3 separate regions of the Homo sapiens genome follow, and all the other regions are linked to region 3. Evidence: chromatin contacts called from ENCODE Hi-C or POLR2A ChIA-PET data. All regions are on one chromosome and are shown on one strand. Each heading gives the region's core, a stretch centred on a gene start or an enhancer-like site at or near the end of the contact. The rest is flanking DNA. Distances are from core to core; before and after follow the strand shown. Region 1 has its middle 55 kb from the start of ADTRP. Region 2 overlaps NEDD9 (neural precursor cell expressed, developmentally down-regulated 9). Region 3 overlaps LOC105374928 (a long non-coding RNA gene).

What was found. A loop is a pair of places that touch in the nucleus more often than their neighbours do. ChIA-PET counts read pairs that join two places held with the same protein, here RNA polymerase II (POLR2A). Pooled maps may share reads with other maps.
Region 1: a loop to region 3 is called in a map with no recorded cell type, with 5 times the contacts of the local background. The contact joins two enhancer-like sites. A Hi-C loop is called at or near these places in 2 of 37 single-sample maps with no recorded cell type and 2 of 50 pooled maps.
Region 2: a loop to region 3 is called in a pooled map, with 7 times the contacts of the local background. The contact joins two enhancer-like sites. A Hi-C loop is called at or near these places in 7 of 50 pooled maps. POLR2A ChIA-PET finds 5 or more read pairs at or near these places in 2 of 52 experiments (activated CD4-positive, alpha-beta T cell and activated T-cell).

Annotation. Positions count from the first base shown.
Region 1 is chr6:11,831,571-11,835,337 of GRCh38, reverse strand. No RefSeq gene overlaps it. Among named protein-coding and RNA genes, the nearest start is that of ADTRP, 55 kb to the right of the region's middle. RefSeq lists an enhancer at 717-1,016 and silencers at 1,239-1,429, 1,277-1,506. Within about 2 kb of position 1,362, at least 3 of the 41 ENCODE cell types and tissues checked have a DNase peak (open chromatin) inside an H3K27ac peak, as active enhancers do.
Region 2 is chr6:11,197,240-11,200,542 of GRCh38, reverse strand. All of the region lies in intron 2 of NEDD9 (neural precursor cell expressed, developmentally down-regulated 9), which reads left to right. Among named protein-coding and RNA genes, the nearest start is that of NEDD9, 34 kb to the left of the region's middle. RefSeq lists an enhancer at 1,264-1,313. Within about 2 kb of position 1,467, at least 4 of the 41 ENCODE cell types and tissues checked have a DNase peak (open chromatin) inside an H3K27ac peak, as active enhancers do.
Region 3 is chr6:11,458,639-11,462,442 of GRCh38, reverse strand. The region is part of intron 1 of LOC105374928 (a long non-coding RNA gene); the gene reads right to left. Among named protein-coding and RNA genes, the nearest start is that of TMEM170B, 77 kb to the left of the region's middle. RefSeq lists an enhancer at 2,032-2,221. Within about 2 kb of position 1,547, at least 7 of the 41 ENCODE cell types and tissues checked have a DNase peak (open chromatin) inside an H3K27ac peak, as active enhancers do.

The DNA.
Region 1 (3,767 bases), core at 113-2,612, 370 kb before region 3:
GACTTGTTTCCTCACCACACATTATTTTTGTGTTTTCATGCATCTCTCGGGATTTGAATGTCATTGCTGTGGAACAAATGCTACAGCCATCAGGGAAGCCACCAAGGCCAGAGACAGACCTCAGTGCCAATTGGATAACGCCTTTAGTGGAATTGGGGTCTGAGCCAAACCCTTTCATGTTTCCTGCTCTTAAAAGGGCATGCTGAAAGACAGGAGGGAAAGGTGGCCAGTCTAGCAACCCCAGGCTTCAGGACTGGCTTTCTCCTCTTGCCAGTGAGCAGTCAAACTACAAGAAGAAAAAAATTCATGCTGCCCCACCCCTTTTTTTAATGTCCAAAGAACATCAATTTTAATTTAAATGATTTCTGGAAAATGAATTGTCATTTTTTCTGAGAGAAAGGAAACACGGTCATGTTTGCATTCTCTTAAGAAGATGCAACAGCAAATACTTTTGGTACATACATTACAGGAAAAAAGTCAATAAAAAACAAGAAGAGCAAGATAAATGGATGATCATATTGATCTAAATAGAACAAAGACAGTTCCAAACCCATAATCTCTAAAAATCATTACACACACACAAGCATGCACCTATCTTTAGGAGTTTTTACCAATCGATAAGCAAAAACATGTATTAAATACCTATGTGTATATAAAAGGCACTGAGCTAGCAGCTTTTTTCTGATACCTGAATTCCAAAATTCAAGGGGTCTTATTACTAGCTAAAGGTAGTACTACCTAAGCAAGAAAAGAAAGAAGGCAGTATTGTATCCCATGCATACTCTGATACAATGTTCTTCAAGACCAGGTCACCCACCTGTTGGTTATTTTAAGAAGGGGAATTCTGGCGGCAGCTGGGACTCTGCCATAAATAACTTAGACGTCAACGTTCTAACACTGAAACCTTCTTGTCACATCTTTCTAAATGAATTTTGGAGGTATCTCAGGCAACTGGTCTGTCCAGAGCCATAGAAAACGGCAGAATCATGCTTATGTTCATGACCATTTTCTTTTTATCTGCCCTCTCCACCTGCAAGCTGGCTGTGGGCTTCGAAGAACTTTCCTTAGTGCGAAGGGCTGAAGAACAGCAACAGCACACAATCATCATTGTTACTATCTCAGGCTATTGACATCAACTCAGTCAAATAATTAAACCCACTCATATTTCAAAAGCTTCTAGTAACTATCATGGCCATTAATTTTAACCTCAAAATTCCACTCTCGGCATTTGAAGTTCTGCCAGAGTTCCTGATTACTTTGAATATTTGTCTCCTCCAAATCTCGTGTTGAAATTTGATCCCTTGTTGGAGGTGGGGCCTGGTGAGAGGTGTTTGGGTCACGGGGGCGGATCCCTCATGAATGGCTTGGTATCCACTTGTGGTAATGCAGGAGTTTTTGCTCTATTTGCTTACCTGAGAGTTGGTTGTTTGAAAGGGCCTGGTACCTCTCCCCTCTCTCTCTTGCTCCCTTCCTCTTGCTAAGTGATGCCTGCTCTCCTTCATCTTCTGTTGTGAATGGAAGCTCCCTGCAGCCCTCACCAGAAGCAGATGTTGCCACCTTGCTTTTTGTACAGCCTGCAGAACTGTGAGCCAACTAAGCCTCTTTTCTTTATAAATGACCCATTCCTCAGGTGTTCCTTTATAGCAAATGCACTGAGATAACGCCCAACCTCCCTGTGACTATGCTTCTGACCCACTGCAGCTTCACTGGCTCCTTCCTCACTCTGATTCTTCACCTGATTCACTGCTTCCTATTCTAATGGCTTTCCTGTTACCAAGAAGAGCTCAGTATCCACCTGTCTCCCCAAAGGCCTCCCTCTCATGCGAACTGAAAAAATCTTGGCTGGGCGCAGTGGCTCATGCCTGTAATCCCAGTACTTTGGGAGGCTGAGGCAGGCAGATCATGAGGTCAAGAGATTGAGACCATCCTGGCCGACATGGTGAAACCCTGTCTCTACCAAAAATACAAAAATTAGACAGGTGTGGTGGCACACACCTACAGTCCCAGCTACTCGGGAGGCTGAGGCAGGAGAATCGCTTGAACCTGGGAGGCAGAGGTTGCAGTGAGTCAAGATTGTGCCACTGCACTCCAGCCTGGTGACAGAGCAAGACTCCGTCTCAAAAAAAAAAAAAAAAACTTGACCTAAGAAGTGTACTATACATCCATGTGACACATATGTCTATGTGTGCAAGTGTTTTCTACATCATGGTCATTTGTAGGGAGGCTCACCTGCCCAGAGGTAAATAAAATTCAAGTTATTCAAAACCATGACATTAATGAATTCAACCTTAAAACTAGCATTAAAAATAACAACAAACACTCATGTTCAAGTGGGAACTTGAGCCACTGTCTTAATGTTTCTTCCAAAACTCAGCAAAAACAGGTTCTTTAAAGTTGATTTGAATATCTTTTGTTTATTTTGTTTATCGCTTGATTGGGACTAGAACATTTTTGTTGCTGTGCCCTTTTTTTCTCAGTATGTGTCAATGCACAACAATTCAGTTGGCTTTGACTGGCACTGGCATTTTCTCCCAATATGGGCATTTGCAAATAGGAAGAACAAACCGCATACATGTATATGTACATACCTTTACATATAAGCTCAAGCACAACTAAAACCCTACTTTTGTGAATGAGATTTAATCACTATATATCACATCTTAAATAAGAATTGTATAATCTTTAAAACATCCTAGTACTGAGTCTCATACTTAGAAGGTATTCAATAAATGTTTGCTGTAGCAACCACAGAAGATTTAGCTCACAAAAAGTCTAAGTGATTATCAATATAGCAGACCTTAGTGGGAACCCTTACTTATTATTTGATTTCCAAATATGAAATACATTCAACATCACCTTTGTTTTCTTCCATGGATTTCAAGAAGGTCTTAAGGGCTTTGGAGTTTCAGAGCCCCCCTTTTCTTAAATTGCTTTTCTTCTATGCTGTATATTAACCTATGGTTTTAAAAGATACTAAGCATATCCAAATAATCATCTGATTTTATAAGAAGAGAGTTGTGTTCATGGAAGTGTTTTTCCTACTACCAGTGAAAAGGAAGAATTTTCTGATAATTGTCTGGCTATCTGAGGGTCAGTGGAACAGATTAACTGACATCGACATCTCACATGTCCTCAACAGGAATACTTCTGAGCTGGTGTCCTTCACCCTTTCTAGGAACAAACAACTAATTTTCAAAGCTAGCTTTAAGTAATATTGATACGGAAGTGCTGGGAAGAGAAGAGTGTGGTCGCTATAAATGACAGGGAAGTGGGGGAAGAGAAGTGCTGGGTAGAGGAAGGGCGTGGCCCCTGGCTAGGGCTCCACCCCCACAGACCTAGGTGAGGACAGGCACTTCTGCCTTCGCGCCCAAATGTTGCATTTTCCAAGACCACACTGACCTGCCACGCCCCCATCCTGGGCCTATAAACACCCGAGACCCTAGCAAGACAGAGACAGAAGCAGCTGGAGGTCCAAAAGAGCACATCGCGGCGGAGGAACGCACTGGCCCCAGCTCTGGCGTGCCGATAGGCCACTGACCAGCAGAACGACGTGGAGTTTGCCGGGGCAGTCTGAGGAGAGCCAGGGCCGGTGGCGGACTCCAGGGGAAAACCATCTCCCTTCTGGCTCCCCCATCTGCTGAGAACTCCCCGATAAAACCTGTGCACTCACTCCATTCTTCAAGCCCACGTGTGATCCGATTCTTCCAGTCCACTAAGGCTAGAAACCTCAGGATACAGAAATTCCTCTGTCCTTGCGACAAGGTAGA
Region 2 (3,303 bases), core at 218-2,717, 260 kb after region 3:
CATACATAACATTCTTATCACATTAGAAAGCAAGAATTGACTGTTGCTTGTCTTGTTCCTGTTGTCTTGTCCCCTGAATTCCTGTTTATCTTTGATTGTATGTGGGACATTGTATTTTCAGTACATTTGTAGAAATAATGTGAAGCCTATAAAGATGTTCTCTGCCTCCAGAGAGAATTTTGTTTCCTTCTGCCAGCCTCATAGGCAAGCATACATCTGATTCCATGCTTTGAGCTGTTCTGGCAACCCTGATGTCTTCAGCCTGTGCAAGGGTGGGTTTACTTCCAGTTAATCCTTATTTTGGATACAGTCCTTAGGGTTCCAACCCAAAGTCGGGGGTGGTTTGGGGTCCCTGCCTTGGTGAGCCCTATAGTCCAATGTTCCCCCTTACCCAAAGAAGCTGTAGAAAACCCAGCACAGCCTCCCAGGCACCAGTTTCAGATCAGCAAAAAATAGCAAATGCCCCCAGGCTTGAAAAGCAATCTCACCTCTATTAACTCTTCTCCCAAAGTTTGACCTAGTAATTCTTTATTATCCTTGAACTCTTGACACTATTAAGAAGATCTTTTCGGCTGGGCGCAGTGGCTCACGCCTGTAATCCCAGCACTTTCGGAGGCCGAGGCGGGCGGATCACGAGGTCAGGAGATCGAGATCGTCCTGGCTAACACGGTAAAACCCCGTCTCTACTAAAAATACAAAAAATTAGCTGGGCACGGTGGCGGGCGCAGTGGGCGGGTGCCTGTAGTCCCAGCTACTCGGAAGGCTGAGGCAGGAGAATGGCGTGAACTCAGGAGGCGGAGCTTGCGGTGAGCCGAGATCTCACCACTGCACTCCAGCCTGGGCGACAGAGTAAGACTCTGTCTCAAAAAAAAAAAAAAAAAAAAAAAAAAAAAAAAAAAAAAAAAGATCTTTCCTAGCTTTTCTTCATTTTTTTAAGTTGTCTTCAGCAAGATGGTTAATCTCAATTACCTAGTCCATGATTTCTGGAAGTCAAAGTCAAAAGGTAAAATCTATATAGCCTAGGTGACAATTACAATAACAATAACAATAGCTAAGGCTTATTATGGCTTTATGCCAGGTACTTTATGCACTTGATCTCATTTAATACTCATATAGCCTATGAGGGAAGTATAATTTCCATTTTACCTATGAGAAAACAGGCTTAGAATGGAACCTTTGTTCTCATAGCTTGTGAGTGGTAGAACCGGGATTTAGATCCAGCTCTGCCTGAGTCCAGCTTCTGTTTGTCAATTACTTCCCTCTTCAGACCTAATTCTTCCAATAAGCAACAGAAAAAGACCCAGTGGGGCCATGGCCTCTGGCACACAGCTTCTCATAAACGAGCCTATCACACATCCCCAGAACTAAAGCAATCGTATGTTCCTTCTGATGTTGAGGTAAAAAGCAGGGTTTGTTTTGGTTTCCCTTTTCCAAAACACTCCCCCACATGTTTCTGGCTTGTGGTTAAGAAGAACCCAGGTGTTCATGTCACATACGAGCTCAACTGGGGAAAAGGAAACCATCCAGCAGCCCTCCTTGCCTGCCAATAGTGGCTTCACCCAACTTGGGGTGCATTCTTCTACAGTTTCTGATTTCTCAACTTCACCTAACATTCCCTTGCCTTCTTGGATCCCTCTCTTGCCCAACACTACCATGCATGGCTGATAGGGCACTGTTCTGCCCCATATCCCATGGGTTCTACTTAACCCAGAGCTGGCTTACCTGGAAACCAAGCTTATTCTGTAGTGGCAGACCTCACGCCATCTTGCTTAATAGCCTTCAGTTTTCCTTTAGTTGATTAATGTATCACTCAATAGATTATGCAAGACCTACTCTGCTAGGCACTGTACTAGGCCCTGTGGTTTATATTTAAATGAAGAGGGAATGATCTCTGACTTTAAAATGCTGGAAGAAGAGATGAGATGCATCAAGACCGTCAAACCACAAGTGATAAGTGCTGTCAGAGATGTGTGGATCACTGGCTCAGGGAGTTCCAAGGATAGAGACATATTATCTGTTTGGGAAGGGCTTGGTGGGGGAAAGGCATTCAGCCGGGCCTTGAAAATCAATTAAAGTTTGAATATGAGGAAAGAAAGAAGAGCATCTCAGACAAGGACATGGCATGGATGAAGGCACAGAGGTATGGGCGTGCAGGGCATCTGTGGAAATGGACAGCTCAGTTCTCGCCGAGGGAGGGAGTTGGTGCAGAGCCTGGGGGCCCTGCCTTCAGAAGATTTCCAAGAGGAAGGAGGGCAAAAATACACAGATGAAGGCAAAGACTGGCAGCCCGGAGGCCAAAGACGCGTTTAGTTTGGCCAAGACACTGTTTTTAAAATTTAAGTCAATTTTGAAAACCAGGTTTCACATAAAATTCCAAATTTCTGGCTTCTGAAAACGTGAAAGATCTGGCAACACAGGGCGCAATGTCTTCCCTCTTTCGGTAGAAGGAGTTCTGTCTCCCCGGCACCAAAGCCTGGCTTGTTTCTTCCCTACACCCTGCTTGCTCGGTCCGTGAGCATCTGAGTATAGGACCCTTGCTCTGCTATGGGTACCAGCTCAGGGAACACAGATGCAGAAACATCAGAAAGAGTCCCAAGGGCCTCTCATCCAACTTGCTGACTGTCATCATGCTGGTTCTCAGACCTCCCTATCTCTCTCTGCTATCCAAACACAGACCCTCCTCTTTAAAATTTCAGCATACATGGCTTTCAAAATTATGAGGCATGAAAGTGTCAAAAGCATCTCCAGAAACTCATGCCGCCAGGATCTGAGACTCAAAACAGTGTGGATCAAACACCATCAAAGTGTGGGGTGGGGCAATTCGAGTTTGTTTCCTTGTTTTTATGTAAGCAGATTAATTAGAGAACTAACATAACGCCAGTCTTTGGGCTTTTGATCCTATCCTGCCAGGACCCAGACTTGGAGATGTATTAAATGGATTCTTCCTTTTCTAAATGGAAGAATCTGCCCTTCTCGGCTTCATAGCTCTTCTCAAAGTCTCTGTCTTGGACCCTCCCGTTAGTTACTGAGAATGGTATACTAACATCTGAGAAAGGTTGGATTCCTCCTAGGGACAGAAAATCCACATATGGAAAGTGCAAATCCTGTGCCGGGTAATCACGAAAGCAGTTGCAGTAGCATTGGATCATAGAGCCCCAGGAGACCTCACAATTCAGCCCCCTTCCTGGCAACACTAATGAATTAAGAGGTCAGTTTGGTAATTCCAAAGGCTAAGCCTTTGTAACTATAAATAAATGCACAGAATGAAAGGAATGTAGAAAAAAAAAAAAGCAAACAGAGGGG
Region 3 (3,804 bases), core at 298-2,797:
TTGCTGCCTATCAATTCTTTTTTTTTTTTTTTGAGACCGAGTCTCGCTGTCTCCCAGGCTGAAGTGCAGTGGCGCAATCTCGGCTCACTGCAAGCTCTGCCTCCCGGGTTCACACCATTCTCCTGCCTCAGCCTCCCGAGTAGCTGGGACTACAGGTGCCTGCCACCACGCCTGGCTAATTCTTTTGTATTTTTAGTAGAGACGGGGTTTCACTGTGTTAGCCAGGATGGTCTGGATCTCCTGACCTCGTGATCCGCCTGCCTCAGCCTCCCAAAGTGCTGGGATTACAGGCGTGAGCCACAACGCCCAGCCTATCAATTCTTTCAAAGTGTGTTTAAATTACACTAGTATGTGTGAGTTGCAGATCTTTCATGTTTTCCAGGTGGGAGGGAGAAGGAGAGAGGACAAACATTTCATGTTTCAACACAAATGAGTCTCCTTCAAGTCCAGTGTATTAATTAACAACTGGTTATCCTTAAAAATTGTAGTATAGTGTAAACAGGAATCTATTTATTTCACTAATTAATTCATTTATTTAGACATTAGCATGAATTCTTTATTCTTCCCTCTCTGACTACCTACACATTTCCACTCCCACACACACACGTGTGTGATAAAGTGTGTGTGCATAGTACATCCATCATATAGTACAAGGAAATGTAATTTGAAACAACGACAACTTACGCCACTAAAAGAGTAGACATTTTATCTCTGATACTTTTGACACCTACTATTACAGGCTTATTTCAAGAACACAATTTTCAAATACGTTGTAGTTGGCTCTACAAAAATCAAAATGCAAAATGACAGGTTTTTTTTTTTAACCCCAAATGTCTTATGATTCAAACCCTCTTGAACAGTGTAAGCCACTCTGAAGATCAAGTGCCACCCGTTACGGGAAAGGGTACAAAAGACCTTTGACCTGTCTGCTGCTGGGGAGTTTTGGCCACATCTGGGATTTCCATCAGCACTCACCTTCTTCGGCTCATGAAGAGGCCATGGCAGGTGTTGGTTAAAGAGGGGAAGTTGCTTTCAAAAGACTGAGATGAAAGAACTACTAGAATCAAATAGCTTACTGTAAAGACTGATTCTCTTTTGCACAGTCCTAAGAAATGACCTGTCCTTGGCCTTCCAAGATCTTGCTTCCAGAATATCAACCTGTCAGGACGGGAAAGAAGCAATAGCAGGTGAGACCATCTGAGGCGATCAGAGGGTCTTGATGGCAAAAACAAACTGACTCTATCCCTTTCCCAGACCCCAGACTCCCAGCTATGGTGGGACTAAGAATGCTGAATGCTGGTTCTCAGGCCAGTGAACCTAAGAAACTGAAGAGCACAAAAAGTGCTCTTGGCAGAAACTATTTTAATAGTGCTCGAAATACTTTTAATGAGAAGGGGAAGCAGGAACTTCAAATAAAGTTTCTCTTTTGCATTCCACCAAGAACAGATGTTTGCTTTATTCAAAGAAGTTTCATGGGGGTGATTTCATGCATAGCTAAGAGCAGCAGTAGGGTTTTTTAGCTGTTAGAGCTGGGGTTGATTTACATAATCAGGGTATTACCGCTCCTGTGGCTTTCTACCTATATGCTATTAAACATATGTGTGCTTATATCTGTGTGTGTATGTGTGTGTGTGTTCATAACGCTGGAATCAAGTAAAAGGTCCACCGTCATTTCCTCATCATTCTTGGGAATATTTACAGTATCAGGGCTGCTCTCTTATCCTCCAGCTGTAATAAAGGCAGCACTTTGTACAAAATATCTCATTTAATTTTTATGACAATCCCATGAAATAGGAATTACTGTCCCCACTACATAGATGGGAAGACCGATGCTTAAAGAGGTTGAATACACATGCTAAGGTAGCATAACCAGGAGGTGGCAGAGTTGGGATCTGAGCTGAGGAAGTCCAGGGCTCTCAATTACACTCCCACAAGATAAGGAGCATACATTGTACAGGCTGCACAAAGTCATGAAGAAATCTTGGGTAACCATCTGCAAGCCCATTTACTGATTTCCTCCCTTTAATAGGGCTGACCCACAAGCCCACACACTGTGGCATCCGCTCTCCGCTACCACTTCACCCTGTGTCTCTCTGCTTATGCTGATTTCCGTCCTTTCCAAGATTAGCATTTGGCCTGCCTTCTCTCTATGGCCTCACTGGCCAACCCTGTCAGCAATGTGCCCTGAATAATAGAATCAGGCATAAAGTCCTTGCCCATCTTTCCTAGTAGAAAGGGGATCCCTCCATGGACTTCTGGAGCTGTCCCATTTATGTAGCCATAGCTAACTGCCTAGTCTCTTCTTTCACCAGAGCTCCATGATACCACATCCTGTTGAAAATGACACAAGGAGGAAGAAAAAGTCCCTTTAGGTGGTAGTCATCAACTTTTCCTTTCCACCCCCTCCAGTATGTCTTCATTCTTTCTCTTTCAGCTCTTCAATTTACTGGATTTTTTAAGAGGCTGTGCTCTGTTGCTATGTTCCAGATAGGTAGGTAAGTAGGTAGACAGATTAGATAGATGGATAGATGAATAGATTAGATAAATAGTAGATACATAGATGAATAGATTAGGTAGATGAATAGATAGGTGGATAAATGAATATATTAGACACATGATAGATAAGATAGATAAATAGATTACATAAATAGATAAATAGAAGATAGATGAATGCATTACATAGCTAGATAGATAGGTAAATGGATGGATGGATGGATGGATGGATGGATGGATGGATGGATGGATGGATGGATAGATGTAGATGAATAGATGGATGGATAGGTGAGCAGATAGATAAATAGATAGATGCATATTCTTGGCTTGGGTTACCCCAGAAGCAACCTGAAATAAGAATTCACATGCAAGTAGGAAACACTAGTAGGGGAATAGAGAAGTGAGAAACAGGCAAGAGAAGAAAACCAACCAAAGGAGAATAATCAAGAAAGTTACCACTGAGGGCAAATGAAGCTGAATTCCACTGGGGAATTCTGAGAGACAGTGTAGAGCCTGCTACTCAAAGCGGACCATCATCATCATCATCATCATCATCATCATCATCATCATCATCATCTGAAGCTCTACCACAAATCCACTGAATCAGGATGTGAATTTTTAACAGGATCCCCAAATGATAAAGTTTGTAAAGTACTGAGGTAGAATATGCCTCAAAGTTAATCAGATGAAGGGGTGAGAAAACTGTGATAGTCATTACTAGCTTCCCCCTTAACACTGCTTGTGAGCTGTTTCTGAAGTTAATTCCCCTGCACTCCTGGCTTAGCCTTTGTATGAGCAGGGCATTCATGCCCCAGTGGTCAAAAAGGAAGTCCCCAGACAGAAAATCAAAGGTATTAGCAGGAAGCGGCCCTCAACATGCACAGCTATTACAAGTTCAGCTGTTAAATAGTTAATCTAAATATGATATTAAAACTGAGGTTAAATTATAATAATAAAAACAGCCACAACTCTAATGCTGATTCAAGGTTAAAGATGCATTAAATAGATTGAAATAAGCAGGATTTCATTTAGGCATTTATTCTCAAAAAAGCAGTTGATTTACCTAGTAGAAAAATAACCATTATCACAATTAACTTTAGGAAAATTCAATTAAGATTAATATTATTTTTTACTCAGTAGTTATTTCAGGCCCTCTCAAGCAGGCCATGAGTGAGATCATGAAATATGTTCCCATATTTCATTGACTTATTCTAATTCCTAATATTAACCCCCAGGAGGGGTGGGGAGGCACATGACTGAGGTTTTGCATTGCAAAGACAAACTATGTACTATATTTATTCTGGAGTACAT